4 separate regions of the Homo sapiens genome follow, and regions 2, 3 and 4 are each linked to region 1. A link is a loop called in an ENCODE intact Hi-C map of the cell type or tissue named here. Cell type or tissue: endothelial cell of umbilical vein. All regions are shown on one strand. Links, peaks and the distances in the headings refer to the core of each region. The heading gives the core; the rest is flanking DNA. Region 1 holds the start of LOC105369908 (a long non-coding RNA gene). Region 2 overlaps LOC643339 (a long non-coding RNA gene). Region 3 overlaps LOC643339 (a long non-coding RNA gene). Region 4 overlaps LINC02413 (long intergenic non-protein coding RNA 2413).

Region 1 (8,057 bases), core at 1,127-6,126:
GTAATCCCAGCTACTCGGGAGGCTGAGGCAGGAGAATTGCTTGAACCTGGGAGGCAGAGGTTGCAGTGAGCCGAGATCGCGCCGTTGTACTCCAGCCTGGGCAACAAGAGCGAAATTCTATCTCAAAAAAAATAAATAAATAAAAGGGAACTGACTGGAATTGGGCTAAGATCATGATGTAACCTTAGCCCAAGGTGGACGAAGGGAGGATCTTAAAGCAAGTGTTGATGAGTAAACTATGGCTTGATGAGAGTGAGCAATTTGCCCAAGGGAGCAGATTGTTATCTCAGATAAGCTGATCAGCAGGAATTTCCTAATGCAAACAGAGAAGTTATTTGTTGGCTTACAGTCTTATCTATTCTATGAAAAGTTTTCAGAACAAGTAACTTAAGTTATATTGACACAGGTGGTCTGAGTTCTAAGTCCAAATAGCAATGTCATGTTGATGGCAGTTGTCACAGTTCTCAAGAGAATGATATCTACTTTCTGTGGCTGTTGTCAGGAGTAAATGACATCATGGTTCTATAGTATCTGCCACACAGCAGGGACTAAATAAGATATTATTATTATCCATTTTAATTTATTTTGAAAGACCAAACAGATGTAATAGGAAATTTTTATATCTCTCAAATTTTTATTGCTTTTCATAAATAATAAGCAAAGTAAATGGCTTGCGGCTTTCCTGGAGTTTAGGAACTACTAAGTTACTAAGGTTATAGTAGAATTTGCACTTACTGAAAGAAAAAAAAAGGGGACAAAAGGAAAAAAAACATTGAGAGCTCTTTTTCTTTGCCATGATGCTAGTTGTCGGCATATTTGCATTCCCCAAGGACTTGGGAGTAATTAGCTCTGCATAAGCTGCACATCTTCAGGAAGAAAACAACTTTTATAAATGCAGAGAGGTTTCATGAAATGGTGTGTCATATGGAAATGCAATAATTTCTGGAGACTAGGAGTCTTTATTCATTCCCTCTGCATATTCTCAATTGAATTAGTAAAATTTTCTTATAAGAGAATGCTACATCTCTTCAGTCTCTGAACATACAAAGCCCAGAGGAACTTCTTGAGTGTTTGTATATTTGAGTGTTTGACTTCAGAATCTCTAGACGGTGGTTGAGTCTTATCCTCAGGAACAGAAAGCAACATGGTCAGATGCCTGTTTGACTCCAAGGGCAGTGCTCATTCAATGCCCCCACCCCAGCTTTCTCCACTGAACCTCGCAGCAGCATTCTAAAGACTGCAGGAGGGACTGCCCTGGTTTTGCCCCCTTCACTCCAGGGAGTCTGAACCTGCTTCACTCAACTTTCCCATCTCTAAAAGAGAGACAAAAAGTGCAGCACTCTTAATGTTTTGATGCGTCATTAAAACAAATAAAATAATCCAAACGATGTAGAAGAAAATTGTTTTACTGACAAATAATAATTATACATATTTATGGGGTACAATGTAACATTTTGATACACCAAGGGATGATTAAATCAAGCTAATTAACATATCCAGCACCTCACCTACTTACCTTTTTTTTCCTAGTGAGAATATTTAAAATCTACTCTTAGCAATTTTGAAATATGTAGTAAGTTATTATTAACTATGGTCACCATGCTGCGCACTAACATTTATTCCTCCTGTCTAACTCAAACTTTGTACCCTTTGACCAACATCTCCTCTTTCCCTGTCCCACCCCGTACCCCCATCCTTGAGTAATCATCATTCTATTCTCTACTTCTGTAAGTTCCACTTTTTTAGATTCCACAGGTAAGTGAAATCATGGAGTATTTGTCTTTCTGTGCTTGGTTTATTTCACTAAACATAATGTCCTCCAGGCTTATCTATGATGTTGCAAATGACAGAATTTCTTTCTTTTTAAAGGGTGTCTAGTATTGTGTAGCCAATTCTTCATAATCCCAAGATATCATTACTATGTGATAATAAAGGCAAGCGTATGAAGTAAAAGAAACTGTAGTAGGTCAAACTAATAAGAAAAATGCTGATCTGAATGTCTATACAATGCATAGATTGTGTTTTTAAAAATGCAACAGTATATAATTTCCGGACCTGCTATAGTCTTGGGAACTAAGCAGTATAAAACTTGGCTAGTGACTAGATAAAATGATGATGTATAACAGACATTAGTTACTTATATGCTTAATTAATCTGAACATTTACCCTACACTCTTATTGGCGTTATTAATTTGTTCAATTTGTTAAAAGAGTTTCCTAAGAAAATGTGGCTTTATTTCAGTACCTATTTTGAATCCCAAATATTTTTTATATTCTGGCTTGATAACTGAGTGACTAAGAGGTTTCAGGGCCTTGCTACTTGGGTTTGTATACAGGCCTACCATTTTCTGGCTATGTTTTCTTAGATTACTTCACCTCTCTGTAACTTAGTTTCCTCAATGATAAAATAAAAATAATAATCATGGTCACCTCATAGGGTAGTTAGGAGGATTGAATGTGTTAGTTCTTATAAAGTGATTAAAGAACCAAATGCATAGTATGTTAGTTCTTGTTTATTTTTCTTGAAGTTAACTGTAGGAATTTTACCACTTACAATTTACAGTGGCATTGCTCTATGGGAATAATACTACGTGGGAGGATTCTACCGTGGTTTTTGATATAGTTTGGATGCTGTCCTCCTCCAAATCTCATGTGGAAATGTAATCTCCAGTGTTGAAGGTGGGGCCTCGTGGGAGGTGATTGGATCATGGGGAGTCTTTCCCCCTTGGTACTGTCCTCACCACAGTGAGTGAGGTCCTGTGAGATCTCATTGTTTAAAAGTGTGTGGCACTCCCCCAACTCCTGCTCCTGCTTCCGCCATGTGAAATGCCTCACTTCCCCTTTGCCTTCCACCATGATTGGAAGATTCCTGAGGCCTCCCCAGAAGCAAAAGCTGCTATGCTTCATGTACAACCTGCAGAGCCATGAGCCAATTAAACCTCTTTTCTTTATAAATTACCCAGTCTTAGGTATTTTTTTATAGCAGTGAATGGATTAACACATTTTATTTCAAATTTATATCCTGTATAGCCTTGCATTATGAAAAGAGCACAGAACAGGAAGTTAGGACATCTTGCTTTGAGGTCTAGAACAGCCATCAACTATATGATCTTGGGTGAGTCACTTCACCTCTCTGAACCTGTTTCCTCAAGAAAAATAAGCAGAGTAGGCTGCCTGCGTGATCTCAAGACAACACACTGTGCTAGAATGAGTCTTACAGCAAGAGTTCAAAGTTCAAATTCTAATTCTAGAACTCGTTGAGTGTAAAATTCACAGCAAGTCATAGAACCTCTTGGAACCCCAGTTTCCACATCTGGAAGAAGGGGCAGAATAGTATCAAAAATGCTTCACTCCCAGGAATGTGGTGAGCATAAAATTAAATAATGAAAAAGTCAACTATAAAGCACTAAATAAATATAAGGTAAAACTATTAATAAAATCTCATTTAGTTTAATATTTCTGCTAAATCTTTTTATTTTCCTATAATCTTTTCCAAGTATTTGTTCTTCTGCAGGTAGAATTCTGTGGGTTGAAACCAGACTATAAAAATCTGTGTGTTTTTTTTTTTTTTTGTCACTCAGACTATCTGCTATGAAGAATGTTTTCCCTTAGTTAAGGTAACAGCTATAAATGTTCAGTTTGCCCCTGAGTCATTATCTGAGTCATGATTCTGTATGAGTCAAGAAATCTAAGAAATATAGAAATTATCTATTTATCCCCTTTCTTTTCTTTGTATAAATATCTCTAGATATAACCAATAAATAACTTGCCTCTATCTTGGGTTTCTTAATATTTTAAAGAGACTGTTGTAGAGGAATAGGGTAATGGGAGATTATCTTCATCAAGAAAGAGCCTGTGCATATAACCTGTACACACACACACACACACACACTCACACACACACACACAAAATCAACAAAACCCTATGCTCCAGCCAGAAAAACACCTTCTTGCCACTAGGCCCCTATTAGTGCTGGTCCCTCCACCTGGAATTCCTGTTCCTCTGATTTCTAACTGTTCAATTATACCTAGAATTCAGGGTTTTGTTATAATCTCAAACTTTCAGTGAGATGGATTGAGTGGTTCTTTGCCCAGTGAAAAATCTTTAAGGCCAATATTCCTTTTTTTGCAGATGGTGAATCTGACAGAGGAAGAATTAAATGACTTGTTCAAGGTCACCTTTGAGGAATTTGCAGGAAGTTTAACTTATGTATATTTTTCCCCTGTAGTACCCCAGGTATATCTTTTCAAATCATCCTCGTCTGAACCAATTTATGCTCCCCTTACCCATCAGGTTCTCCTGTAACACATATATAATACCACATGTTGCCTTGCACTATAGTTGCTTGTGAATAGATACCTCCCTTCCCAGAGAGTAGGTCCCACAGAAGAGTAACTATCTTATTCTCCAAATCCTTTAGAGCTTTTAGCACTGAGTACATACCCAGGTATCACAAATTTTGTATTTGTTGAATTGGAGTGGAACATCTCAAGGATATTTTTCTATTGCCTTTCTATGAATAAGCTCAGTTTTGCATGAGTCCACTTTGATTCTCACCTAAATAAGATCATGTAGAAACACCAAAAGCACCAGTGTAGATGCAAGAGATGGTGAAGACCTGAGGCCTTCACTGCTGCCTCCTGCCAGCCCTGCAGTTCTCAAAGAACAAGGGTCGTTGGGCAATCCTTCCAGACAGCTTCTGGGAGTGACCCGTCCTTGACACATTGAGTTAGCTGTGCTCTGAAGGCCCAAAGCGATTCGAAGCATGATTTTAATGACTGTCATTACTTCTGCCATTACTACCACCCAATAAAAACCATCATCAGCTTGATGTGATTATCCCTCGGTTGTGCAGTGCCTCTGGACTCCAGCAAGCAACAGAGCATATGGTCTTTGCCAATAGCATTATTCATCAATGGAGGATAAAATTCACAGTAGCACCCAGCTTGTCACAGTGGGGAATGGCTTTGGGCAAGTCACAGCTTCAGCTCAGCTTAGCTCTTTCCAAGATGTGGGCTCTTATTCACAATGCCCTTCATAAAAGTGAAAATGAAACACATGCTGAATGGGATTTTTAGAACAATAAGAACCCTATAATTAGGAAGCAATAGCTAAAATTATATTATCCCTGAGAGCAAAGCATAGTAACAAGTTAATGCAATTACTAATCCAGCTTTTTCCGAGGTAGAAGCAAACCATGCAATTATATCCTTAGTCTATATTTTTTCAGGGGCCTAATGACAGGAAAACAAATGAAGTGGATCCCCATCTTCCACCCTTGCCTCCGCTAAGCCATCAGAGGACAAGTTTCCCACCCCACTCTCTCCAATTTCACTTGAAAAATAAAACAGGCCTCCAGCTGTGAAATGGATTATGCTCTACAACTATGTACCTGGAATAGAAGCCATCATTCTTCATGAAGTTTGCTGAGAATTATGTATCGCAGCCTGGCAGCTTCCTGTTCCCTCGTTAGCCTGCATATCCCACTTAACGAAAGATTCGCCATGCACTGACTTGTATGTGACTCACAGTGTGCACAGTATGCACTGACTGTGACCTGTCCCCAAATGAACACAGTACCAGTCTAACGTACCACCTTACCTATGGCTCTCTCCCATACACACCCAATCCACTGCAGGCAAATGATCTACCCACAATCTCCCAAACACAGTCTTCACTGTCTGGTCACTGCTCCTTTACACGTGGCATTCACTCTGCTTGCAGAGGCATTTTAGAGTGGATATCTAAAGAAGGAGATTTCTCCCAAGCATGCACATAGGAGGGCACTGGTCTGATGCTCTGATTGACAGTTCACTACTGCAAAGAGGACAGATGAGAAAGCAGCTCAGCTCTTTGATGCTAAGGAAAAAACACAGAACCTCACTTATCTATATGTAATCACAAACTTTAGTATCCATCAGTACCAAGCCAAAATAGTTCCTGTTTGGACATACATTATTAGAAATTAACAACAAAATTTAGTAAATGGTTGGCCAGTTCTGAACGCAGAATAGCCACCTCTGAGTGAGCATTTTGATCAATCTAACTCACACATTTCTGGTTCAACAAAGTTATTAGATGAGAAGACCCAAAACGGTGTGTAAATGGGACACAGATTTATAAACAGTTAATTTATAATCATATATGGCAAATTAACCTGTATGTCACTAATGTGCCACCAATCATAAGACATGCCATCATTTAATCTGTCATGAAGAAGTGAAAAACTCAATTAAACGGTGACATCATGCTTCCTGATTAGAAATGTTCATTTTTTTGTTATGCTAAATTTACATAAATACATATTTATTTAAACAACACGGGGCCACAATATGAACATCTATGCCCAAGTTTCTGCATGCCCAGCAATGACTGCCACCCTGACAATGGTGACTGATATCATCAAGTGTAACATGCATCCTGATTCAAGTTGTTCAACTGTGACACAACGGGTACCTTAGCACTGATGAAATATGGTACCCGCCTGCGTCACATGAGCTTCTCATGATCCAGCAGCCTCTCCTCACCTGACACTGGCTCTAGTCCCCAGTAATGACTCTGATCCTGTTTGTCCTAGGAGTCTTCTCTTCCTTTGTTTCCCACTTCCCTCACTGGGCTACTCAGTAACCAGTTAGCTGTTAAGGCGCAAGCCTTTTTTTATTTTAATTTTTATTTTTTCCAAAACTCCTCAACAATTGCAATTGCCACTTTGTTTCTACTATTATTGCCCTTGACTTATTTCTTTATTTATTTAAGTTTCTTTTGTTTTTAAACAAGAAGGCTGGGTACAGTGGCTCGTGCAGATAATCCCAGCAATTTGGGAGGCCGAGGCAGGTGGCTCACTGGAGGTCCTGAGTTCAAGACCAGCCTGGCCAACATGGCAAAACCCTGTCTCTACTAAAAATACAAAAATTACCTAGAGGTGGTGGCACACGCCTGTAATCCCAGCTACTCACATGGCTGAGGCAGGAGAATTGCTTGAACCTGGGCAGCAGAGGTTGCAGTGAACCAAGATCGTGCCACTGTACTCCAGCCTGGGCAACAGAGCGAGACCCTGTCCAAAAAAAAAAAAAAAATCTCAAGGCTGGGCATGGTGGCTCACGCCTATAATCCCAGTACTTTGGGAGTCACAGTACTCAGGATCATCTGAGGTCAGGAGTTGAATACCAGCCTGGCCAACGTGATGAAACCTCGTCTCTACTAAAAATACAAAAATCAGCCGTGCATGGTGGCATATGCCTGTAATCCCAGCTACTTGGGAGGCTGACACAGGAGAATTGCTTCAACCTGGGAGACGGAAGTTGCAGTGAGCCGAGATTACGCCACTGCACTCCAGCCTGAGCAACAAAGTGAGACTCCATCTGAAAAAAAAAAAAAAAAAAAAAACCAAGAGAATCTTCCATCATCAATTGAAAAACAGTAACTGCCCTTATTCTCACCCAGGAGGAGAGAATGAAAAAATGTTATCATTTTAATATCTTTATAATTTTAGTACCATGTACATAACATGAAGTTTACCATTTAATCATTTTTATTACAACAAAATATTTTTTAATTTTTCTGCTATTGTTGTCATATACTTTACTTCCGTGCATGTTATAAACACCATGATACATTGCTATAATTTTTCCCCAAGAGGCTTTCAGAGGTCTGCAATGAGTTAGGGTTGAAAAAACAGTGATCCAATGTGCTAGTTCAAAGACTGCCTCTCCTTGGCTTCCAGGAAGCCTTCTAAACCTACCTTTTCTATTAGCCTACCTTTTTTTTTTCTTTCCAATCTTTTAAAATTCTATTACAGATGTACAGCAAGATCAAAGGGAACACCTTGTCCCTGGGGCTTTAGCTACTGGCTGGAAGAGAAGCATAGAAATGTCTTTAACTCTTTCCAGTGGATATCACTAAGGTTATCCAATCATCCCATGACCACTCGGCCAGAGGGGGTGAGATCACCCCACCACATCCTTTACATGCACACACACACACAAACACACACACACACACAAACACACACACACCTTTCAGGCTTACTGTTGCCTTTTTATTTACTTTGCTTCAC
Region 2 (8,057 bases), core at 1,581-6,580, 58 kb before region 1:
AGATTACTTAATGTGTATAATACATGTTATTTGGGTGATAGATGCCCTAGAAGCCTTGACTTCACCACTATGCGATCTATGCATGTCACAAAATTACACTCATACCCCATAAATTTATGCAAAAAAATACCCAAAGTGTGTTTAATACACAGTATGGAGAAACATGTTTGATTGGCATTTTCTAGATGCATTTGATAATGGAATCTATTTTCCACTGACCATCTATTCATACCCTTCAGTTCTGAGGAAGATATTCTGGAAATGTCAGATCTAGATTCTCTGTAAAGTCTTTTTGGAGTCCAATAATTTGTGACATTAGGATTCTAAGGATGTGGAAGGAGGCCATGAGTGAGAGTCTAACATGCCTGTTCAGATAGGGAGAGTTTTAAGGAGAAATCATGTTCTTCACCAACACCTCACAGGAGAGGTAGCAGCTAACTGAATGCTGAAAGGGAAGAAAATTGGGAGACCAGAGCCTGGAATCAAGGGACTGGGGAGGAGAGCCAAGCTCAGGCCCAGGGGGTCTCCTAAGAGAAGTAAACCTGGCTCTCTACTGTGTGGGATGCTGATGCTTGAGAAACCAGCACCACAGGAAATGTCAAAGTCCTGGATAGAAGTTGGAAATGGAAAACATGAAGTTCCAGCAGCAGCAGCAGTATGAGCAACTAGAGGGCTGCAGAAATCCCACCGTTGAAAGAACTCCTTCCATGTCAGTGGGTCAAACCCAGCCAGGGAGGCTAGGCTGCTCCACACTTCCACCCTCTCACCCCCAGGGCTCCAGAGAGCAGATGAGGAGAAACCCGTAAGGATTTATCTAGCCAGATAAAGCACTGAAGCCACAGCCTGTGGCCTCTGACCGAGATTTCTACGTGAGTGATAGGAAACCTATTTCTGTGCCTGACATTTCTGCCTGTTTCCAGACAGGGTGTCCCAACTCAAGTGCTATGTGGCTTAGGATTTCTGGGGTTCCATTATGAATTGAAGTTTCTCTGGGATGAACCTCAAAAATTTTCCTACCGTATTGCTTCCTAACTTCTCCTTGGTCCTCTGAAACTGCCAAAGTCTTGCTTTGTAGAATTACTTTCTGTAAGCTCCAAGTGTGTATTTATTTTGAATTAACATTGTTTACAGCTTTATTGAAGAATAATTTATATACAATAAACTTCACCAACTTAAAGTGTGAATGGATTTTAGTAAATGAAAATAGTCATGCCACCACCACCACAATCACATTTTGGAACACTGCCATAACCCCGAAATTGTCCTCAGGCCCCTTTGCATTCAACTCCTGTCCATATCCCCAGCCCCAGGAAAAAAACAATCTATTTATTGTCCCTTTAGTTTTGTCTTTTTAGGATTTTCATTAAATATTTTGAGACAGCCAGGTGGGAAGGGATCCCCAGAGAGACTCCAACCGGCCTGCTCCCCGGGAGGAGTGCGCACTGGGGTGGAGCCTTGGGAAGTTCGTGCCATTTGCAGGGGGAGGAGCCTGGCCTTTCTTCTTCCTGGGTGGAACCCGGGATTCAATCTGTGAGGCGGAAGCCTTTACTAGCAGGACTCTCACTCTGCTGAGGGTCCCTGTTTGCCCTTTTTTTCCTTTTCACCCAATAAATTCCATTTTTCTCACCCTTCAAAGTGTCTGTGGGCCTAATATTTCATGGCCGTGTGACAATGACCCGGCTCTTAGCTGAACTAAGGAGAAAGCCCTACAACGATTTCAGGTAAATGGAATCATACAGTACTATACATGGTATTTTGTTTTTGGCTTCTTTCACTTAGCCTGGTGCCTTTAAAATTCATCCACATTGTTGCATCAGTACTCTATAGAGGAGGAAAAATAATTTTTCCTCTACCTTTCATGAGTTCTTAATTGGAACAGACCCTTGTAACAAAAAACAGATTAATAAGAGAAAAACAAACAGAAGATTAATCACATGTATACCTTATGCATATGTGGAAGATACTCAGGGAAGAGTGAATAAAATCGCCAGAGTAGATCTCAAAAGCTTGCTTACACTTGAGACTACAGTCATGTACCATGTCCCCTGAAATAAAGAAAGAAGGGTGTGGGAAATGCCTAGTTATGGGGAACTGGCCAGGAAAAGCCCCATAAACGAGGTTTAGATTTGTTGTACAGATTTAAGCCTATGCCTTCTCCATTGGCAAGAGTGTCTAGTGATCTACCATCCTTTCCTCCTGGTACAGAGAGGGAGACAATCTTACAAATGGAGAGTTCCTTTATAGATGTACATTTCTCTTACAAAAGGGTAACCTCTACTCTCATTTTCAGAGCTTCTCCTGTGTCTGCTGTTTCCCAGAAGAATCACCTCAAATAATCCTTATGCCAAAAAAGCATATTTTGAGGTGGTATATTCTGGTCTCCTACAGTCATATTTTGGGGGTATTGTGCCCTGTAGCCCCATCAACTCCATTCCTTTTAGTTGTTAATATTTAACTGTATATCACCATTTTCTTTTTATCTATATATCAGTTGATGGCCATTCAGATTGTTTCCAGTTCGGTGTTATTATGGAATGATGTTATGAACATTCATGTATGTCTTTCAGTGGGCATATTTTCTCATTTCTCTTGGGTAATACCTAAGAGTGGAATTACTGGGCGGTAAGTGTATGTTTAACATTTTAAGAAGCTTCTTTTTTTGAAACATCTGTATTGTTTTCCATTGCCAACAGCAGCGTATGAGATTTCTAGTTGCTCTATAGCCTCACCAACACTTATTATTGCCAGTATTTTTAACCTTAGCTATTCTAGTGTGGGTGTAGTGGTCTCCCATTGTGGTTTTAAGTTGCAGTTCTGTAATTACTAATGATGCTAAGCATTTTTTCATGTGATTTTTTGACAGTTCATGTATTTTCTTTTGTGCATTGTCTATTCAAATATTTTTCTCATTATATTATTGGATTGTTTTCTTAAGTTGTAAGAGAAATTAATGTTATCTGGATACAAATCCTTTGTTAGATATATATTTTACAAATATTTTCTCTTAATGGCTTAGCTTTTCATTTTCTGAATTGTGTCTTTTGACAAGCTAATGTTTTAACTCTTTATGAAGCCCAATTTATCAATTTCTCTTTTACAGTTCATGCTTTTTGTAATCTATTACATAAGAAACTTGCCCTAATCCAAGGTTACGAAGATTTTTTACTATATGTTATTCTACAAGGTTTATAGTATTGGCTCTGAGATTTAGGTCTACTCTCTGTTTTGAGTGAAATTTGTGTATGCTGTGAGGAAAAGGTCAAGGTACCTTTCTTAATATAGAGATCCAGTTATTCCAGTATAATTTATTGATGGCTGTTCTTTTCTTACCTTGGCACTTTATCAAAACTCAATTGACTATGTTAGTGTAGGTCTATTTCTGGACTCTCAACTCTGCTGCATTAATCCACATACCTGTCCTTATGCCACTACCACACTGTCCTGATTTTCTAGCTTTTCTAGTAAGTCCTAAAATCAGATAGTATAATTCCATTAACTTTGTTCTTTTTAAAAATTGTTTTGGGTATTCTAGTTCCTTTGCAGATGCTGCATTTTAAATAATGCTTTAATGATTGGGAAATATAGCATATCTAATACTATACCCATTTTATTTATTTATTTATTTATTATTTTTTTTTTGAGACAAAATGTCACTCTGTTGCCCAGGCTGGAGTACAGTGGCACCATCTTGGCTCACCGCAGCCTCTGCCTCCTGGATTTAAGCAATTCTCCTACCTCAGCCTCCCGAGTAGCTGGGATTATAGGCATGCACCACCATGCTTGGCTAATTTTTGTATTTTTAGTAGAGATGAGGTTTTACTATGTTGGCCCAGGCTGGTCTTGAACTCCTGACCTCAGATGATCAGCCTGCCTCGGCCTCCCAAAGTGCAGGGATTACAGGCGTGGGCCACCACACCCAGCCATGCCCATTTTATAGACAAGGAAGCCACAGACTTATAGACAAATATCTGACTTCACATCACAAGTCTGAGTTTCTGTCTTTTTGTGGTCACGTCTCATTTTCCTACTGGACTGCCAGTAAGGATCCTATGACAGCAGAAACTATGTAGGTTTTCTTCACTTCTGAATCCCAGGTAAAGTAGCTTTTATAGTAGGTTTTCAACAAATACTTCTTGAACAAAAGAAGGAATCAGGCCCAAGAGAAATTCAATGACTTGTGTCTGGTACTAAGGTCAGTAGCAGAACTGAATCCAGAACTTGAGTTTCCAAACCCTTCATTTAGTACTTTTTCTATCATGCAATGTGAGTGGAGGAGATAGAGAAGAAATGCAAAGAAGAAAAAACAAAGCAAATGATGTTGGTGTAGATAAGAGCATTATTAGAAAGTTTGATAAATGCTTTTGTTTTGATACATCTCAGCCTATAGCCTGCAGCTGCCAGCCACTAAACACTTAGATGTTTATGTTTTGCTTGAAATACTTTTTAACATGCAGAGGGATATCCAGATGATTCACAGATCCCAGACCACAGCCTAAACAGGAGGCAACATTTCCTTCCTGAGCATGGTTCTAGGAAAATAAAGAACAGGTGCATGAGGCCAGAATGAGTCTCTGGGGCTCACAGCAGACAGACCCCAGCTGAACTCTTCTGGACTGACAATGCTTCCAATGAGGAAAGATCTTCAGGGAGCAATGTTTGGCAATGATTTTCTCCCTACAATCTAATTATAAAGTAATTTCAATCAAATATATACAAACATATATATATATATGTATATATCTTGTGCTATAGTTCTTCTTTTTTTAAACCTGGAAAACCAGGTGCCAGAAAAAATAATAACACGGTGTTAATCTGAGAAGGAAAGTAACTGGAAAAGAGGATAAGGAACGTACAACAATCAGACAGTGGAGGTGGCTCCGACTCCACAACCTCTAATTCATGTGACATGTAATCTTCTTAAACAATGATTATAGATACTAACTGTGTATTTGAAGGGGATGGAATTGTCATTAAGTGCTATGCAATATCCTGTCAACCAAATTCTCCCTTCAGGTAAACACATGTCGCTTCTGTTGAAATTAGTAGGTGTCACAGGTAACCGGGAGGCAAGTTTGGTTCTGGAACCTTACAAGGCACTGTGAAGACTTTGATTTACAAGCGATTATTAAGGAAGATTTCCACCAGAAGTAGTCATCCATAGGGGAGAAATTAAGTATCTTTATTTCAATAGAGTCAAGAAACATTCGCTGATGGTAGACTTTGTTCAGAGCAAGATGCTGAGTGTTGCTGCGACAATCCAAGAAGAAACACGGACAGCCCTGCCCCAACTTGCTCCCAAATCTGCAGGTGAAAGGCAGACCATCTCTTGTGTCTGCCTCATTCCCTCAGTTCTCAGCTTAAATGTCACTTTCCCTGGATGACATTCGATTTGCCCAGTAAGATGCAGCATATTTGTAATTACTTATTTAAGGCTTGTTTTCCTCTTTACCTCCAAGAAGAAAGGGACCACGCCCATCTTATGTTGGCAGGCTGTGGATGTCTTGAGAAGAACACAGGTTCTAGAGCCAGCAGCCTGTGTTCATATTTCAGCTTCACCACTTATCTCAGTATGATCTTGGGCAAATCACATAACTTCTCTAAGCTTTGGTATCCTCATCTGCCAGACAGAAATAATAATTCTCTAGTACTTATCTCATAGCACTGCTCTGAGCTATGATTAAATGAGGTAAAGCCACTAAGTGGCCTGGCATGTATTAAGCCCCCAATAACAATGAAATAAAATGTCAGCAGATAAATGAAGTTCATCCCTTTAGTGAATAAAAAAAAGACAATGGTTGCCATTCTCTGGTTATTATAATGATGATACAACAACAATAATTCTTATTGAATGCTTACTATGGGCCAGGCACTGTAATAAATGCTTTACATATAGTCAGTGAATTTAGGACATGTGGATATCAAGCCATCGATGACAACCCGGCCTTTTAAACTCTTCTCTCTGGGCATATCAGCATTTATTAGGGAAGCAGGACCATCAGAAGAGCCAGTGTTGGTGGCATACGAATGTCTGTGTTAGTCAATGTCTTGGAAGGAACTGAATGACATGCTCAAAGGGTTAATTGAGGAGGATGAAATGAAAGAACTGTGTCAAGGATTTGGGCACGGTTAAGGAAAACAATAAGCATCAAGGAATACCTAGGGACTAGCAGCATTTGGGCTGTTACTTCCCCTAAGCTTGAATGGATAAGAAAGAGAAATGGTGTTTCCAGGGTGCAGTGAGATCTATAGTCAAGGGAGGGGAGCTGCCCTGCAGATGCAGTAGTGGGAGATAGAGGATCCCAGCCATGCCAAAACCATGGTGAGGCAGGGAGCATCCAGAGAATGCTCAGAGCACTCTCCTCCTGCTTGCTTCATCTCCTGTTGCTACCTCTCCATGGCCAAACTGTGCTAGAAGCCAGACAGTGATGGAGCCAAGGTGATGCAGCCCATAATTATCTCCTCCTGAAGCAGAGAATCAAACAGAGAAGGGCTGAGAATGAATCTATTTAGAAGAGCAAACAGAATAACCTGCACAAAACCACTGACCATCACATCTAGTCAAACTTGAGTAAATTCATGTTGACTACATGAAGAACATTACAGGGAAGTGAGGAATCTCAACAGTTAAGCCAAGCAAGACTGTCAGAGCTTAAAAAGTTAAAAAGAGGTTGGGGATCTGGTTCTCAGTCTCTTTCTGGGCTACCTTATAGCAATTTGAGGCTCCGTCATCAGTTTCTGCAAGGTTTCAAAGATCCAGGAGAAGCTTAGTGTTGTGTCAAGATGCTGATGGACCCATCACAGAAGTTTAATCCAACCTCCATCCCAGAGTCTTCACAAATGCTCACCAAAGAAAATTCCCAGGACGATTCAGGGGCCTCTCAAATCTGCTCCGAGACGTTGACAAAAAACCTTAATAACTTGACTGTCAATGCTAGTAACGAATCCCCTTCCCCTCTACCGGAATGTTCACTCCATGAACAGTCTACAAGAGCAACAATCCTCAGGGAAATCACAGATCACTTGCTTTACAGGAGGAGAGGAGTAAGAACATTGCTGTCTGTGCAGAGAGAGAGGATGGCAAGATTCAGATACATGTTACTCGGCGGAGTTCATCCGCATGAAAGAATACTAACAAACACTGGGCTTAAGGGAGTTAAGAAGGAATCAAGACCATTCAGATGTCCCTGCAGTTTCTGCTTGTTTAACAGATGGGATCCTTCTGAGAATGCTAGAATAGGGAATTTTGACACCAAGCCACTTCAGCCATAAACCTTATTCTTGTACCTTTTTTTCTTGCTGGTAATTTTATATAGCAGATTGAGAAAGCTACTCTATGCTACTATAGACTATACACCAATACTTTTGATAATGAGTTCTAGGATGTATTTTTCTTCTTGTATCTTTTTCTTCCCGCTATGATACTAGTAATTTATAAGGGATCTGTGTAATTTGAATGTATTTGAATAACTTTAGCTCTACTGTTTGATTTGACCCAAAGAAGCCAAGACGACATAAGTATTCCCATGTGTCTTAGAAGCCCAAAGTCAATGAGATGAAACCCAACATCAAGAAATTGAAGCAAAGTTACTTGTGGATAAAGAAAGCATTAGGTAGTTTGGCTATAGCATAATAATTAGATTTTCTGGCTTTCAAAATTTTGGATTGCAATCACAGCAAACTTTGTTATTTTTACAGTTTTCAGTACAAAAAGGAGTTTATATAGAAACAGTAAAGTTGGCATTTGAGTACCTTTAAAAAACAAAGTTAAAAAGAAAGACAAGCTTTTATTTCCTGCTACAACTACTGAAGATGCAAAAAAGGTAAGGGCCATTAGTTAGCAACCAGTGTCTATTATTCCTCTTTCTGCTGTCATTGTTGAAAGATGAAAGTTCATGCAAGCAGGCTCCATTCTTGCACATGACCTAATTATCATATTTAGTTGAATGTAAAAACCCTAGTTTTGCTGATGAATCTGAAACATCACAGCCAATCACTTTGCCTTCCCATTTTCCTGTCTAACATCAACTGATTAAGATTGGGAGTATCTTCTGTTTGTT
Region 3 (8,057 bases), core at 1,930-6,929, 190 kb after region 1:
AAAAAAAAAGGCCAGGTGCAGTGGCTCATGCCTGTAATCCCAGCACTTTGGGAGGCTGAGGCGGGTGGATCACTTGAGCTCAGGAGTTAGAGACCAGCCTGGCCAACATGGTGAAACCTCGTCTCTACTGAAAATACAAAAATTAGCTGGGCATGGTGGTGGGCACCTGCAATCCCAGCTACTTGAGAGGCTGAGGCAGGAGAATCACTTGAACCCATGGGGGCGGAGGTGCAGTGAGCAGAGATTGTACCATTGGATTCCAGTCTCGGAGACAAAGCGAGACTTCCTCATTAGACTGTGAGCTTCTGGAAGGTGGGGCCAGCATCCTATTCATCTCCATCTAGTCTGTGCTTTTGTGGAGCCTGGTGCAACTTAGTTGATCAGCAAATAGTTGACAAATGAATGTTCTGAGTATTTTAGAACTCAAACAACAAAAAATGTAAATAATTTTAAAAAATAAGCAAGTGACATAAATGCACAACTCATGAAATAAAATACAAATGGCTCCTAATCGCACGTACTAGTCACGTCGATTCCAGTCATAATAAGAACGCAAGTTAAAGCTATGCTGAGAAAATATTTTACCTCTTAGCCTGGCAACATGTCGTATCAGGAGGCTGGGGAGGGAGCCGGGCACAGGCAGGCTCATACCTGGAGTGTGAAATGGTGTGTCCCTAAGGAGGGTAATTTGGCATCGTCAATCAAAATTACAGATATGTTTATCTTTAGTCCAAAAATCTCACTTCTGCAGGATACCTGCTGAATATCTTACAGATCTGCAAACATAAAATAGCTATATGTATAGGGTTACATTGCTACATTGCTTGTAACAACAAGATATTTAAACCAAATCAAAGGCCCTTCTCTAGAGAACTGGGAAGATAACCTGGGTAGGAGCGGGGACCAGCGTGGATAGCTGGCGAGAGAGGAAGATCTCTCAAGGCGTAACTTTCATATCAGGTTGATTTTTTTTTTTTTTGAGACTGAGTCTCTCTCTGTTGCCCAGGCCGTAGTGCAGTGGCGCTATCTCGGCTTAATGCAACCTCCATCCCCTGGGTTCCTGTGATTCTCCTGGCTCAGCCTCCTGAGTAGCTGGGATTACAGGCACGCACCACCACACCCAGCTAATTTTTATATTTTTAGTAGAGATGGGGTTTCGCCATGTTGGCCAGGCTGGTTTTGAACTTCTGACCTCAAGTGATCCACCCATCTCGGCCTCCCAAAGTGCTGGTATTACAGGCATGAGCCATCACACCCGGCCGGGTTGATTCTTGCATTATGTGAATGTATTATATAGTCAAAAATGATGAATTAGAAATGAAAAACAGGTACGTAGTGTTAAGTAGTAGATCTAAAGATAGAGTTGGAAAAGTCTTATGCCTGTCTTGTCCACTGCAGGAAGGTTCATGGAAAGAAATAAAAATGACTCTCAAACTCAGAATAACTTAAAATTTTAAAATGGCATTAAAATGTACCTATCAGTTAACTAATTTTCTGAAAGACTTAAGATGGCGTCTGTTTTCCTTAAGAACAACAAAAAAGCATCATACCAACCAAAAACCCCTAAGTCATCTGAAGGAAATGCCCCATTGCTCACTGTGGGGCATTTTATATGCTCAGGACATGGGCTGCCTAACCACTATGTTCCCTCATTTTCCCCTGCCAATCCCATCAGAATTTTATTTATTTCCTACTTTCAACTTTTTCTAGCCAGTTTCGACCTCTTTTTCAGAACGCAATATCCTCACATATCTTGGACTTTTCTTTTTTAATTTTTTCCCTCTCTGCCCCACCAATCTGTCTTGGACTTTTTTTTTTTTTTTTTTTTTTTTTTTTTTTTTTTTTTTTTTGAGGCAAAGTTTCGCTGTTGTTGCCCAGGCTGGAGTATGATGACGCAGTCTCAGCTCACTGCAACCTCTGTCTCCTGGGTTCAAACAATTTTCCTGCCCCAGCCTCCTGAGTAGCTGGGATTACAGGTGCTTCCCACCACGCCCGGCTAATATTTTGTATTTTTAGTAGAGGTGGGGTTTCACCCTGCTGGCCAAGCTGGTCTTGAACTCCTGACCTCAGGTGATCCACCTGCCTCAACCTCCCAAAATGCTGGGATTACAGGCATGAGGCTCTGCGCCCAGCCTGTCTTGGACTTTTCTAGCCTCCATGCCATCTATCAAAGTCTTCTAAGATCTCTGACTCCATTCAACTTACACATTTATACTCAAAAATCTAGATTGCCTTCTATGCATATGATGCCCTACCCAAGCCAGGACACAATAAATACCTCATGTAACCCAATAAATATCTCATAACAGTCCTGTAAGATGAAGACCATCACAATCCATCTTCTCAGCATTTTACAGGCTTTTTTTTTTTTTTTTTTTTTTGAGACTGAGTCTCACTCTGTTGCCAGGCTGGACTGCAGTGACTCAATCTCCACTCACCGCAACCTCTGCCTCCCGGGTTCAAACGATTCTCCTGCCTCAACCTCCCGAGTAGCTGGGACTACAGGTGCGCACCACCATGCCCAGCTAATTTTTGTATTTTTAGTAGAGATGGTGTTTCACCATGTTAGCCAGGATGGTCTCGATCTCTTGACCTCATGATCTGCCCACCTTGGCCTCCCAAAGTGCTGGGATTACAGGAGTGAGCCACCACACCTGGCCTTTACAGGCATTTTTTAAATGGAGCCTGGAGAGGTCTAGTACTTTGTCCAAGGTTATGCAGTAAGGGGAGGTGGGGCCAGGAAGTCATCTTGAGCAGTCTGACTCCATGGCCCACTATTCACTAGCACTGCCTCCCTAGATGCCCCCAAAATGCTTCTGGCCATAGACCTTTCCTTCTGCTTCTCATCCCTCTATGCTTCTTTACCTTCCATGCATGCATTCATTTGTCCATAATATCCCTGGCCACCTGCTGTATGCCAGGCACTGTGCTAGGCGAGGAGGATGCAAAGATTAAGAAGACAGTAGTCCCTGACAGCAGTCCCTGACTTTGAGAAGCTTACATTCCATAGAGAATGCACAGAGGTAAAGGACAACCCCATGCACAGGAGGTTCTACAATGTGAGCCTAGGATAGGGCCACCCACACACACTTGTATGCCTTTCTTGTTTTTCCTCCTCTGCTCAAAAAGTCTTCATTTAAGGCCCTGTGTTCATCATGATGGGAAAATCAGCTCAAGAAAACTTCAGGAGGATTCCTCCAGGTAAATTAAGTTACCCAAACAGACTAACATGCTAACAACTTTCAGATTTGGAATCTGCTCCTCTAGAGCCTACAGTTTGATGACTGTCATTTCATGTTGAAACAAGAACAAGAGGATTGCTTATGTTTGCTTCTCTCTGCAAGAATCTAGGTTGAAAACAAAATGAAAAGGAAATCTAATCTGAGGACACTTCTCAAGTAGAAGTCAGAGGAAAGAGCAATAAAGAAGAACTCAGAGGTCTTACCTGTTACCCTTAAATGTCTTCTTCCTGATCACAGTCCAAAGGACTCATGTTACTAATACCATTGTTCTGACAAAGCTAGCAAGGACAGTCTGCTGAGCAAGTATGCAGTCTTCTCTGTGATCTATTCTGTCTTCACAGGCAAGAGTGATTGCCCATGTTCCATCCCCCAACAAAGCATCAAAACCAACCACACAGACCTGGGTTCAAAGGCAGACTCTACCACTTACTGAGAGATCATCAGTGTCCTTATCTGGAGAATGGGAATCATCCCTAACAGGTGCAAAGACTCTAGCCTTGGGCATGATCAAATTCAAAGCCTTCTTGGGACACTCTCATAATCAGTCACTGCAGGCTTTCACCTGCACAACCATCTAGCTCAGCTCTTGTGCTAATATATCAGAGCCCTGGCCCCAACTGCCCAAGGGACTTGTAATTATTTTTGCAGCCGTAAGTCTGGCATCTAGTCCTGCAGATGGGTAGGGAGAACAGGTCCTATGACCTGGGAAGAGAGGGAGTTGAAAGCAACAGAGTATCCCAGCTGCAGTCACACAGGCTGGGGCTCAGATTACACTCCAGACAGGATGCAGAGCAAGAGTACAAGGAAATCCAGGCGAAAAGAAATGCTGCAAGTTGGAGGGAGGGAAGTGTCCAGGATGCCCCCAGAGACAGACTGAGTCCATAGTTAGATATCAACAAAGCAGCACCCAAAAAATGACTACAGAAAGAATTCCCTACTTCCCAAAAAACACTCAGAAAATCACATTGAGGGAAAAAAATCTGAACTATGTTGGACTGGCCTGAACTTTTGTATAGTTTAATATTGTTTTTAGTTTTAATACACAGAAGCCAGGTGAAGGTAGGGATTGGAAGACATCATATTCTTCTCCACGCTAGGTCCACTATGGTTCCTAATCCAGCCTGGCCTATTAAATACCAATGAGATTTAATGTATGTCTCTCTAGATTGAGGGTCAGAAACCCAAATGCCTACAGAAGTCAGGCAGATTAGATAAACGAGAAACTGTGCTAGGTGGGGGTGTAGGAGCTGGAACACAAATGCTCTATGGATGCAGGCAGTTGTTAATCAGTCAATTGCTGCCACAGAGAAGCATGGCCTGAGTTGCTGGATCAATTTACTTTTACATTCCCACATATTAATTCTAAAAATGATTTTTCCAACTGTCTTAGTCTATTTGAACTTCTATAATAAAATTCCATAAGAGGAGTGGTTAATAAACAACAGAAATTTATTTCCCCCAGTTCTTGAGGCTGTCAAGTCCAAGATCAAGGTACTGGCAGATTTGGTGTCTAGTGAGGGCCTGCTTCCTAGTTCATAAACTGCTTCCTTTTTGCTATAACCCTACAGGGAAGAAGGGGTGAGGGAGCTTTCTGGGGCCTCTTTCATAAGGGCGCTAATCCCATTCGCTACGGCTCTGTCCTCAAAACCTAATCACCTCCCCAAACCCCACCTTCTTATACTTCACATTGGTGATTAGGTTTTAACATATGAATTTGGGAGAACATAAACATTCAAATCATAACACCAACCTATTTTGGGGGTTTTTTGGGGGTTTTTTTTTTTTTTTTTTGAGACAGAGTCTCACTCTGTCACCCAGGTTGGAGTGCAGTGGTGCGATCTCAGCTCACTGTAGCCTCCACCTCCTGGGCTCAAGAAATTCTCCTGTGTCAGCCTCCCAAGTAGCTGGGATTGCAGCTGCCTACCACCAGGCCCTGCTAATTTTTGTATTTTTTTAACTAGAGATGGGGTTTCACCATGTTGGCCAGGCTGGTCTCCAACTCCTGACCTCAAGTGATCTGCTTGCCTCAGCCTCCCAAAGATAGCACCAACCTTTGTTCAATTTATAAAAGATGTTTGAAATTAAAGTCTGATTAATTTCTATTTTCATTATGGATTACTAATAATATCAGCTAACACTTCCATAAAACTTACATGGCAGGCAGCATTCTAAGTGCTTTATTCACGTTGACCCATTTAATCCTCACAACAGCCATTTGAGGCAAATCTATCATCATCCTCCTGTTGTAAATTAAGAAATTGGGAGTCTCTGAGCCTACTCTGGCTCAAGAGGCTGCCCAATAAGAAATAAGAAATTGTTTTTTAATATTTAAAAGAAAGTTAAAGAAAAAGAACAAACAAATTAAGAAATAGAAGCATAAAGTATCAAGCAAATTCTCCCAACTCACTCAGATAATTTGTGGCACAGCTGGAGCTACATGGACAACTAACCCTGGGTTCAAGATGAGTTTAACTTTGAGGCTTCCAGAAAAGACATGAGAGAGCCCTCCTGTAAATGGTGAATGGTTTTCTTTTACCAAAGTCTTTATAATAGCTCATTCCCCCAAAACCCTATAAATCAGAGAAGTCAACTCTGACCCCTTGTCTGTGTTAGTCAAAAAGTTTCATTGGAGCAGAACCATACCTACTCGTTTATGTGTCCTCTGAGGCTGGCTTTGGTGTATGGTCTCTACCATGAGTAGTCATAACAGAGACCATGTGGCTCCCAAAGCCCAATATGTTTATTATCTGGCCCTTTACAGAAATAGTTTGCAAACTGCTACTCTGAATTTAAAAAGATTTTTTAAAGTTCTTATACTTTATACTTAATTGTACTAGACTCAGATTAAGAAAAATATGTCCTTGAGGCCGGGCGTGGTGGCTCATTCCTGTAATCCCAGCACTTTGGAAGGGCGAGACAGGCGGATCACCTGAGGTCAGGAGTTTGAGATCAGCCTCACCAACATGGCAAAACCCCATCTCTACTAAAAATACAAAATTAGCCGTGTGTGGTGGCACACGCCTGTAATCACAGCCACTTGGGAGGCTGAGGCAGGAGAATCGCTTGAACCAGGGAGGTGGAGGTTGCAGTGAGCTGAGATCATGCCATTGCAGTCCAACCTGGGCAAAAGAGCGAGATTCCATCTCAAAAAAGTAAAGAAAAGAAAAAGATGTCCTTGAGGCCAGGTGTGGTGGCTCCCACCTGTAATCTCAGCACTTTAGGAGTCTGAGACAGGCGGATCACTTGAGGTCAGGAGTTTGAGACCGGCCTGGTGAACATGGCAAAACCCCATCTCTACTAAAAATACAAAAATTAGCTGGGTGTGGTGGCGGGCACCTGTAGTCTCAGCTACTTGGCAGGCTAAGGTGGAAGAATCACTTGAACCTGGAAGGCAGAGGTTGCAGTGGGCCGAGATTGAACCATTGCACTCCAGCCTGGGCAGCAGAGCGAGACTCCATCTCAAAAATAAGAAAAATATGTCTTTGAAACTTCAATTAAAAGTATCTCCTCCTAAAGTTGAATTCATAGAAGGAAGAAAGCTCTTAACTAGAAAGTTCCTTAAAAACACACAGATATGGCCAGGCGCGGTGGCTCACACCTGTAATCCCAACATTTTGGGAGGCTGAGGTGGGTGGATCACCTGAGGTCAAGAGTTCGAACCAGCCTGGCCAACATGAAGAAACACTGTATCTACTGAAAATACAAAAATTAGCTGGACGTGGTGGTGCGTGCCTGTAATCTCAGCTACTCGAGAGGCTGAGGCAGGAGAATCGCTTGAACCCAGGAGGCGGAGGTTGCAGTGAGCTGAGATCATACCATAGCACTCCAGCCTGGGCAACAGAGTGAGACTCTGTCTCAAAAAAAAAAAAAAAAAAAAACACAGATACATAAACTTTTATGGAAATTTTCAGTTTCTTCTATAAAAGCAGAAAAAGAAACAATTCAAACCACAATTCCATTTCTCCAATTATCAAAAATCTGCCAATCCTTTTTTTATCCAAAAAGACAACTTTTAGTGGTAAAAGCTGCTTTTTTGTGGCAACTGTTCTTGTTTCTATTTTATTTAAGGTTTTTTGAATAACTAGAACATACTAGAATTGTGTTTAAGAAGACTGAGAATACATCTTACATTTGTGACTAATGACCCTCTTAGACTGAAAATCAATGTTTAGGCAATAAGTGTAAATTTTACAGATTACAATAAAATAAAAACAAGTTAGTACACAGCTATAATTTGATGAAGTTAAGATGGTATTTTTAAACTGAAAGGTCAAGTTTCTTGTGGAAACAAATATGTGTTTCCAAGGATTGTCTCATTAGTAACTGGTGGAATCATTTATAAACAAATAAGACAAACAACCTTTCCAGGCCTCAATTCTTAAGATAAGATATAGAAAAAGGTCATTTTAAGACCCTAGGAAGTGTCACACCATCAGGACCTTTCTACAAATGAGTGTTTAAATATACTGATGATAAATACCTGAAGAAATTAAGTTGACCTTAAAGAAATTAAATTAAGTTGAATCATTGGATTTTGTCCTAAACTTTGCAGAATCAGAGATCATTTCGACTTTGCAGACTTCAAGCAGGGTATTTTTCTGCTCAACTGCAGTTGACATTTCTTGCATGGTAGGGGAAAAAATATCTAAACAAATGGAGGGATACACTGTGTTCATGGATTGGAAGTCACAATATGTTAAAATATCAGTTCTCCCTAAATTGATCTATAGATTCAATGCAATCACACTCAAAATTCCACCAGACATTTTTGCAGAAATTGACAAGCTGATTCTAAAGTATATAAGAAAAAGCAAA
Region 4 (8,057 bases), core at 1,461-6,460, 74 kb before region 1:
AAGAATTCTTGATAGAATTCTCATCATATTCTATCAAGGTTACATAGTATCAATAGAACATCACTATTGATATCAACCTTGCTCAACTGGTTGAAATAGTGTTTGTCACATTTCTTCATTGTGAAGTTACTTTTCCCTCTTTCCACACTACTCTTCAGAAGGAAGTCACTTAAAGAATGGGAAGCTATGTTCCACCTCCTTCAGGGTACAGTACCCTCATAAATTGTTTGAAATTCATTTACATGGAAGATTTGTCTATTCTCCTCCATCTATTTATTTATTTGACAATTTATTTATATCAATATGTTGTCATTAGTTTTCATTTCAACTGTTCTAATATGTGTATAGTAATGGTCTTAATTTGCATTTCCCTTAATGGCTAGTGATATTGAACATATCTTCAAATGCTTGTTTGCCATCTTTGTATCCTCTCTGGTGAACTCTCTGGATGTCTTTTGCCAACTTTCAACTAGATTCTTTTTAATGTTGAGGTTCAGAGTTCTTTATATATTCCAGATACTAGTCCTTTGTCAGATGTGTGATTTGCAAATATTTCTCCCAGTCTTTAGCTTGTCTTTTTATCTTCAACAGGGTCTTTTGCAGAGTAAAACTTTTAAATTTTTGATAAAGTCCAATTTATTATTTTTCTAACGGTTTGTGCTTTTGGTATCACATTCAAGAACACTTTACCAAGCCCAAGGTCCCAAAGACTCTTCTATGTTATCTTCCAAAAGCTTCATAGTTTTGCATTTTACATTTACCTCTATAATTCATAATCAGTTAATTTTTGTATAAGGTATGAGATTTAGATGAAGATTTATTTTTGTCTATGAATATCTAATGAGCCAAGAATAATTTTAAGGAAGTGATATCAATGGAAATGAACTCTAAACCAGATGGGAAGAAAATGAAGATGGGGCCAGGTGTAATGGCTCATGCTTGTAATCCTAGCACTTTGGGAGGCCAAGTCGGGGGGATCCCTCAAGCCCAGAAGTTCAAGACCAACCTGGGCATCAAAGTGAGACCCCATCTATACAAAACAAAAAATTAGCCTAGTGTGATGGTGCAGAGTACTGTGGTCCCAGCTACTCTGGAGGCTGAGGTGGGAGGATCCGAGGCAGAGGCTGCAGTGAGCTGTGATCATGCCACCACATTCCAGCCTAGGCAACAGAGGGAGACCCTGCCTCCAAAAAATAAATAATAAGTAAAGATAGAAGGCTAACAGATAATTCTTAAGTGTCAGAGTCCATGCTTAAGGTAAAATAAATGTAGCTACGGGCTGGGCTTGGTGGCTCATGCCTGTAATCCCAGCACTTTGGGAGGCCAAGGTGGGTGGATCACCTGAGGTCAGGAGTTCGAGACCAGCCTGGCCAACATGGGAAAACCCCATCTCTACTGAAAATACAAAAACTAGCCAGGCATGGTGGTGCGCACCTGTAATCCCAGCTACTAAGGAGGCTGAGGCAGGAGAATCGCTTGAACCAGGGAGGCGGAGGTTGCAGTGAGCCGAGATTGCACCACTGCACTCCAGCCTGGGTGACAGAGCGAGACTCCATCTCAAAAAAAAAAAAAAAAAAAAAAGTAACTACAAAGCCAGTCAGCCAAAGACTAAGAAATAGATAGTAGTTGGAAATTTCAGAAAGAAAGCAGGTACTGGTGGTGTAAATAAAAAGCCCAGTAGTGGCCAAGGGGGTGACTGGCTGAGATGAGGTGGAGTGGGGTAAAGAAGTTAAGGAACTGAGATATCAGGGTGTAGAGAGGCAGCCTGTGAAAGCTGAGGTCAGAGAATGATGCAGGAGTGGGTGGAGAGAAAGCACATTGGTCAGGGGCTCAAGTGTTTTTGAATGAGCAGGAATGAGCGGAGGTCAAGGAGATGACTGGTCCAAGATGGGGGGAAAGGAGCAAGAGGAGACAGTGTCAGGAGGGAGGGAGAGAAATGCTTTGCAGTCAACAGTGAGGAGCCAGGGGGATGCTTTTTCTACTTCTTGGCCTTAGGGTGCAAGGGGGATGAGAAAGAAAAAACAAAACAAAACAAAAAACTATCCTGTCCTTGAAGAGGCAGTGGGGAAGGAAATGGCCTCAGAAGTCTTCCAATGTCCGTTAGAGCAAACAGGTGAAAGGAATATTTGGAGAAAATGCTGCATGAGATGATCCCAGGACAAGAGGCAGGAGGGCAGTTTCAGGAACTCAGAAATACCAGGAATAGGAAGAAGGCTTTGAGTCACACTGGAGAGCAGAGCCCAAGTGACAGAGCTGCCCTTGGTTATCATGAAATTCTGAGGGATACGTCGTTGTTAGACTGGGCCTGAAAGTCAAGAGTGGAAGTTCTAAGAGTCCTCAGAGAAAAAGAGGGTGAGCTGATGTTCAGGCCTCTAACTGAGATAATTATGTGAAAGCACTTTGCTTATTTATTTATTTGTTTATTTGTTTTGAGACAGGGTCTCGCTCTGTTGCCCAGGCTGGATTGCAGTGGCATGATCTCGGCTCACTGCAGCCTCCGGCTCCCCAGTTCCAGTGATTATCCTGCCTCAGCCTCCCAAGCAGCTGGGATTACAGGCATGCGCCACCACACAGCTAATTTTTTGTATTTTTAGTAGAGATTGGGTTTCACTACGTTGGCCAGGCTGGCCTCAAACTCCTGACCTCAGGCGATCTGCCTATCTCAACCTCCCAAAGTGCTAGGATTATAGGCCTGAGCCACTCCACTGCCTAAGCACTTCATTTATAAAGCTGTGTCTTAAAAAGCTGGAAATCACTAGCTATTGTTAGGTGGTGAAAGGCATTACACAAAGCAAATTAATATGTTTGATACTTGTTGTCCAGAAATTATATATTTATGATTATATCTACACACACGATAATATTAAAAAATATCCATTGTTGCTGGGAGCAGTGGCTCACTGCTATAGTCCCAGCTATTCTGGAGGCTGAGGATGGAGAATTGCTTGAGTCCCGGAGTTGGAGGTTACAGTGAGCTATGATCATGTCACTGCACTCCAGTTGGGGTGACAGAACAAGACCCTGTCTCTAAAAAATAAAAATAAAAAAATCCATTGGCCTAGACATAACAATTTCATGGTTAGTTATATAGACAAATATATAAATACACACATACACGTTAGCCAAAAATGGTAAGTTCAAGCAGCTGTAAAATAAAATGCAATCGGACATTTTACAGCTTGTATTTTAAGGTCCTGGCTCAGTTCAATCTGTCTTCTCACTGGTTCCTGCTTCTCTCTTCTTTGTTCTACTTCTATTTCTCACCATGTTTTGACAGGTGAGGTTGTTCATGCAAAGGGATCCAACAAAAATACAGGAATGCCACCTTTGCCTCCTCAACCAGGACAGAGCAACCCTCCCTTTCCTCCTTGCAACAAAGCAGGCAAAACACACATTCTCCTACCGCCCCACCATGAAGCTGAGGCACGAATGGCAGTGATGCTATTGTTTTGCTTGCAGGGAGGGAATTTTCATGCAATCAATAAGTCACCTGCCCTCTTTGCCCAGGATCAGCTCTCCACCCAAACCCCTGTGAGCTTCAGTGGTAGAATACTTCAAGCTTCAGCCAGCACAAACATGTCACAGCAAGAGGGACAGCGATTGTATTTGCACACACAATTTGTTTAAGTACAGGCTTTATTTGATCCTTAAAAAAAAAGAACAGCTTTGGTATTACATTACAACCAAAGGAATTTAGCCTTTAACCTGCAGTTTCCCTATTCTCAGTGATATAAAACCTTTTTCTGATAAGAGGTGAGGCCCAGTGAAATTTTATTCTTTTCCCTCTTTCCCGGAGGTGAGGTAATGAACTAACAACTTAATTAGACCCTGTTTTATACCAACTAAAATAATAGAAGGGAGTCTTTGGTAACATGGCAAAAAAAAAAAAAAACAAAAAAAAAACCCCAGGAACATCAGGCATCATAATACAGAGAATATATGATTAGAATTAATCAGGATATGGAAAGATATGTTTATCCTGTAGATACTTCACCCTGAAGCCATACCATTTTTATTTCCCCTCCATTGGGCATAATGGAAGGGACTTGAACCCTCTGCAATGGACTGAATATGCATTCCCCTGAAATTCATATGTTGGAGTTCTAATTCCCAAGGTGATGATATTAGGAATGGGGCCTCTGGGAGGTCGTTAGAGTTAGATGAAGTCCGGAGGGTGGAACCTTCATCATGGGATTAGTGCCCCATATAACAGGCCTCAGAGAGATCCCCTGCTTCTTCTAGCATGTGAGGTTACAGTGAGAAAACGACTGGCTATGAGGAAGCAGGCCCTCACCAGACACTAAATCTGTCAATACCTTAATTTTGGACTTCCCAGCCTCCAGAACTGTGAGAAATAAATTTCTGTGTTTATAATCTACCCAGTCTATGGCATTTTGTGATAACAGCCTGAAGGGACTATGACATTATTCCCCACTGCCCAGCTCCACTGAGAGCTTGAGAGCTAGGACTCTAGAGGACACCCGAGAGAGAGAGGCTGGCTGGAGAACAAAGGGAGATAGGCTTTTTTTTTTTTTTTTTTTTTTTTTTAACAAAGGCCTTCTTGTTGCTCACAAAGGAGGAGGATTCTCATAGACTAATTTCCACCAATGGAAAAAAATAAGAGCAGCTTTGCCCCATCCTCTGAACCCAGTGTCTCTCCAATCATCACACAGCAAGGTTTTTTGTTTTTGTTTTTGTTTTTCAGGTAATGGTCTGTGTATTTGTTTTCTATGCTGTGTGACAAACTACCACACGCTTAACAGCTTAAAGCAACACATGCTTATTATCTCACATGCTCTTTGAGTCAGGAGCCTGAACACAGCTCTGCTGGGTTCTGTCCTTAGGGTCTCACCTGGTGGCAATCAAGGTGTTGGTCAAGGTTGGGTTCTCATCAGAGGCTTGACCAGGTAAAGATCTCTGTGCATACTCCCTCAGGTTGTTGAATTTATTTCTTTGCCATTGTAGGGTTCATGGCAACTCAATTCTTCAAAGTCAGCAACAGAGAGAGAAAGAGAGAGAGAGAGAGAGACTCTACCTGGGTCTACTAAGAAAACAGAGTTCTACATGAACAAACATGATCTTGGGAATGACACCCCATTACCTTTGCCATATTCCACTGGTTACAGGCAAGTCACAGGTCCTGCCTACACTCAAGAGGGCAGAAACTTCAGGAGATAGAGATCCTGGGTACCACCATAAAGTCCATCTGTGTCTCTCTAGTCTAGAAATTTAAGGGTATAGCCAAGGAGTTCTAGAAGCAACATTTGTAGAAGAATCATAAAACGAGGGTAGATATTTTAAGTCTACACACATATTCACACACCCTAACCTACAAATAAAATAAAGGTAGGAGTTTTTCTTGGTGGTCAATGGCATGAGATATTGTAGTCATGCAGTGTGGCTTTGCATCTCTGATCTATAATTTATTGGTTGCTTAACTTTACTAAGCCTCAGTTCCCATCTTTAAAATGGGAATCATGGTACTTATCTTTGAAGCTGTTATGAAAATTAAATTAGATAAAGTAGACAAAACACTTAGCACAATGTCTGGCATAAAAGTGCTCAAAAAATGATTGCTATTGTATCCGGGTAAGATCCTGAGGTGCCTCAAACAAAGTAGAATTTTATTTTTTTAGTTTTATATACTTAATTAACTAACTAATTTTTGGAGACAAGATCTCCAAAAGTCACTCAAGCTGGAGAGCAGTAGTGCGATTATGGCTCACTGCAGCCTGTAGCTCCTGGGCTCAAGCTATCTTCCCACCTCAGCCTCCTGCATAGCTGAGACTACAGGCATGTACCACCATGCTAACTTTTTTTTTTTTAGTAGAGCTGGGGTCTCAATATGTTGCCCAGGCTGGTCTCAAACTCCTCGGCTCAACCCATACTCTCACCTTGGCCTCCCAAAGTGCTGAGATTACAGGGGTGAGTTACTGCACCCAGCCCAAGGTATGATGTTCTCTAGACACAGATAACTTAATCTTCAAGGTTGGGTTCCTTCTGAGATCTAAGAGGTTTGACACCATTTTGGCTCCATGCTTCCCTCAAAACCATGGTCTTTTTAACCTCCTGAGTGGCTCTACCAGGATCTCAGCCTACCTTTTCCTGTATCTTCATCAATGGAACCGGTAAACTTTTGCAATGCTGAGTTCAAAGTCCCTGCAGACCTTCACACTTCATAACTGGAATGCCCTGGAGGAGGCTGGCCTCTTTCCTACCCACCTATGCCTCCACCCATCCTGTCCTTAGGCAGACACCTACGGGTCCTAGCTGACTGTCTTAGCACAAGCTTCCTATATGCTAGACCTGCTTAGACCTTGGAACCTGGCTCCTGAGATGGATTCACTCAATTATTCACTCACTAAACACCTAGGTGACACTTACCAAGTGCCAGACACAGAGCTAGTTTGAAAGAGAGAGAAGAGTGATGAAGACAGAACCCTCTCTTCAAGCAGGCCATTGGCCAATGGAGAGGCAGACACACACCAACAGAGTAAAGCCAACACTTGACTTTGGACAGGAATATATCGGACATCTTACACCAATCCCTCAGCCTGTGAAAATGCAATGATCAGCCGGGCCCCTTGCTTTCTCCCATGTCTCAGTTCCATCAAGATTCATGCTTTCTGTACGGTCTCACACCACTTGTGCATTTCCAACTTCTACTACAGTTTTATGCCTCACGTGATAAGCAGTTTTTGTGCTAGCTGTTTAGTAAATGTTTAGTACTTACTAAAACATTTCATACACCATGTTTTCCTTTCTCCGCAGAACGTGTGTGATGGACTTATGGACTCATTCACTGCATCGATCTTGGGCACTGCCCAGCTTCATGTTCCACTCTCCCGTTTATCCCAAATTGCTGAGGATTTCCTAAGAACCATCACTTTCCAGAGCTCATTATTTTCTGTTATTTGCCTCAGCAGCACAAGCTGTTTTCACAAAGAAATAAAGGGTCTTCTATTCCAGAAGAGTTCTTCTATGCATGTAGGTGAGCAGACAGTGCAGAGCCATGCTGAGGTGTGTGTGCCTTGCTGTCACTGTCTCTCCTCCGGGAGGAACACTAGGCTCCTGTACACCAGGCTTCCCACAGCCCAGGAGGAACACATCCACGCCTTGCCAGTCATTTGCATCTTAGTAAGACTAAAACTAATAAAACTAACAATAAAACTTAAAATAGATTGAAGGATTACAGTATGCCAAGCATATATGTATTGTGTTATTTGGCCCTCACAGTCACCTTTTGAGCTAGGCACCAGTACCAGCTTTAAGAGCTCAGGAAGCTGAGGTGTCAAGATTTTAAGTCATTTGCTCAAGGTCACACAGCTAGGAAGTGTAGTGGGAGAGTCAGTCCCCCATTTGTCCAATGCAGTGCTGTCGCCCAAGTGTGAAGAGGGATGTGCGGGTCTGAGAACAAAGTTAGCCTGCTTAGTACTTTGTCCAAGGTCAGCCCTGGCTCCAAGCCCAAGAAACAAGGCAGGATCAGCAGCCACAAAGTCCAACAGTCAGCCAGGCTCCCATACTGCAGGGGTCTCTATCACAGCCCAGCTCTGGATATGGGCAAATGAAAGCTAGCAGCAGAGTACCCAGGCTACCTCTGCACAGGGAGTGACTGCGGAACTTCAAGAACAAAAGAGAGGCAAAAGATGTGGGGTGGCCTGTCTGGGAGGGACTAGGGAACAGGGACACCTTGCAGATAACTCTCAGGACTGAGGAGTAAATATCTTTTATTAAACAAAGCTTATAATTCTGACTCTAAGCCTGGCGTTCCTAACAATGGCAGGGACTGATGGCTGTGAAAGGCACTAATCAGACACAGTAGATTCGTGTTTACACTGGGAAGGGCCGCTGATCCCGCATAGGCCTTTGAAGCCACCCGTGCTCACACAGATTGTAATGCACTATGAAGTCATGTCTTCAAATAAAAGGGAGGAGTTGAAATAGACCTGTCTAGCCAGTTATTTCTCTAAGGCACTTCAAAGAAACATTTTCTTTGATCGTTTTGACTTTCCATCTATAAGAAATGTGAACATATTACTCATAGAAATTGCTGAGAG

Evidence for each region. Peaks named below come from ENCODE experiments on the same cell type or tissue, not always from the same donor. Only the 100,000 strongest peaks of a DNase experiment are listed, where the experiment ranks them.
Region 2: a loop joins it to region 1, with 6 times the contacts of the local background. A loop is called at or near these places in 5 of 110 quality-filtered maps.
Region 3: a loop joins it to region 1, with 2.4 times the contacts of the local background. A loop is called at or near these places in 2 of 110 quality-filtered maps.
Region 4: a loop joins it to region 1, with 4 times the contacts of the local background. A loop is called at or near these places in 6 of 110 quality-filtered maps.

The regions. Positions count from the first base shown.
Region 1 is chr12:93,087,208-93,095,264 of GRCh38, forward strand. All of the region lies in intron 3 of LOC643339 (a long non-coding RNA gene), which reads right to left. It overlaps LOC105369908 (a long non-coding RNA gene), which reads left to right and starts at 3,273. Exons shown (of 4, transcript NR_188219.1): 1 at 3,273-3,421. In endothelial cell of umbilical vein, for the core only: no CTCF peak of the experiment used is centred there; DNase peaks (open chromatin) are centred at 3,124 and 3,654; H3K27ac peaks cover 2,620 bases.
Region 2 is chr12:93,028,479-93,036,535 of GRCh38, forward strand. The region is part of intron 3 of LOC643339 (a long non-coding RNA gene); the gene reads right to left. It also overlaps the pseudogene DPPA3P5. Among named protein-coding and RNA genes, the nearest start is that of LINC02413, 42 kb to the left of the region's middle. In endothelial cell of umbilical vein, for the core only: no CTCF peak of the experiment used is centred there; a DNase peak (open chromatin) is centred at 4,483; H3K27ac peaks cover 1,438 bases.
Region 3 is chr12:93,276,252-93,284,308 of GRCh38, forward strand. The region is part of intron 2 of LOC643339 (a long non-coding RNA gene); the gene reads right to left. Among named protein-coding and RNA genes, the nearest start is that of NUDT4, 98 kb to the right of the region's middle. In endothelial cell of umbilical vein, for the core only: no CTCF peak of the experiment used is centred there; a DNase peak (open chromatin) is centred at 3,990.
Region 4 is chr12:93,012,640-93,020,696 of GRCh38, forward strand. It overlaps LINC02413 (long intergenic non-protein coding RNA 2413), which reads left to right. Exons shown (of 4, transcript XR_945212.3): 4 at 6,772-6,968. All of the region lies in intron 3 of LOC643339 (a long non-coding RNA gene), which reads right to left. Among named protein-coding and RNA genes, the nearest start is that of LINC02413, 26 kb to the left of the region's middle. In endothelial cell of umbilical vein, for the core only: no CTCF peak of the experiment used is centred there; DNase peaks (open chromatin) are centred at 3,462 and 4,352; H3K27ac peaks cover 2,487 bases.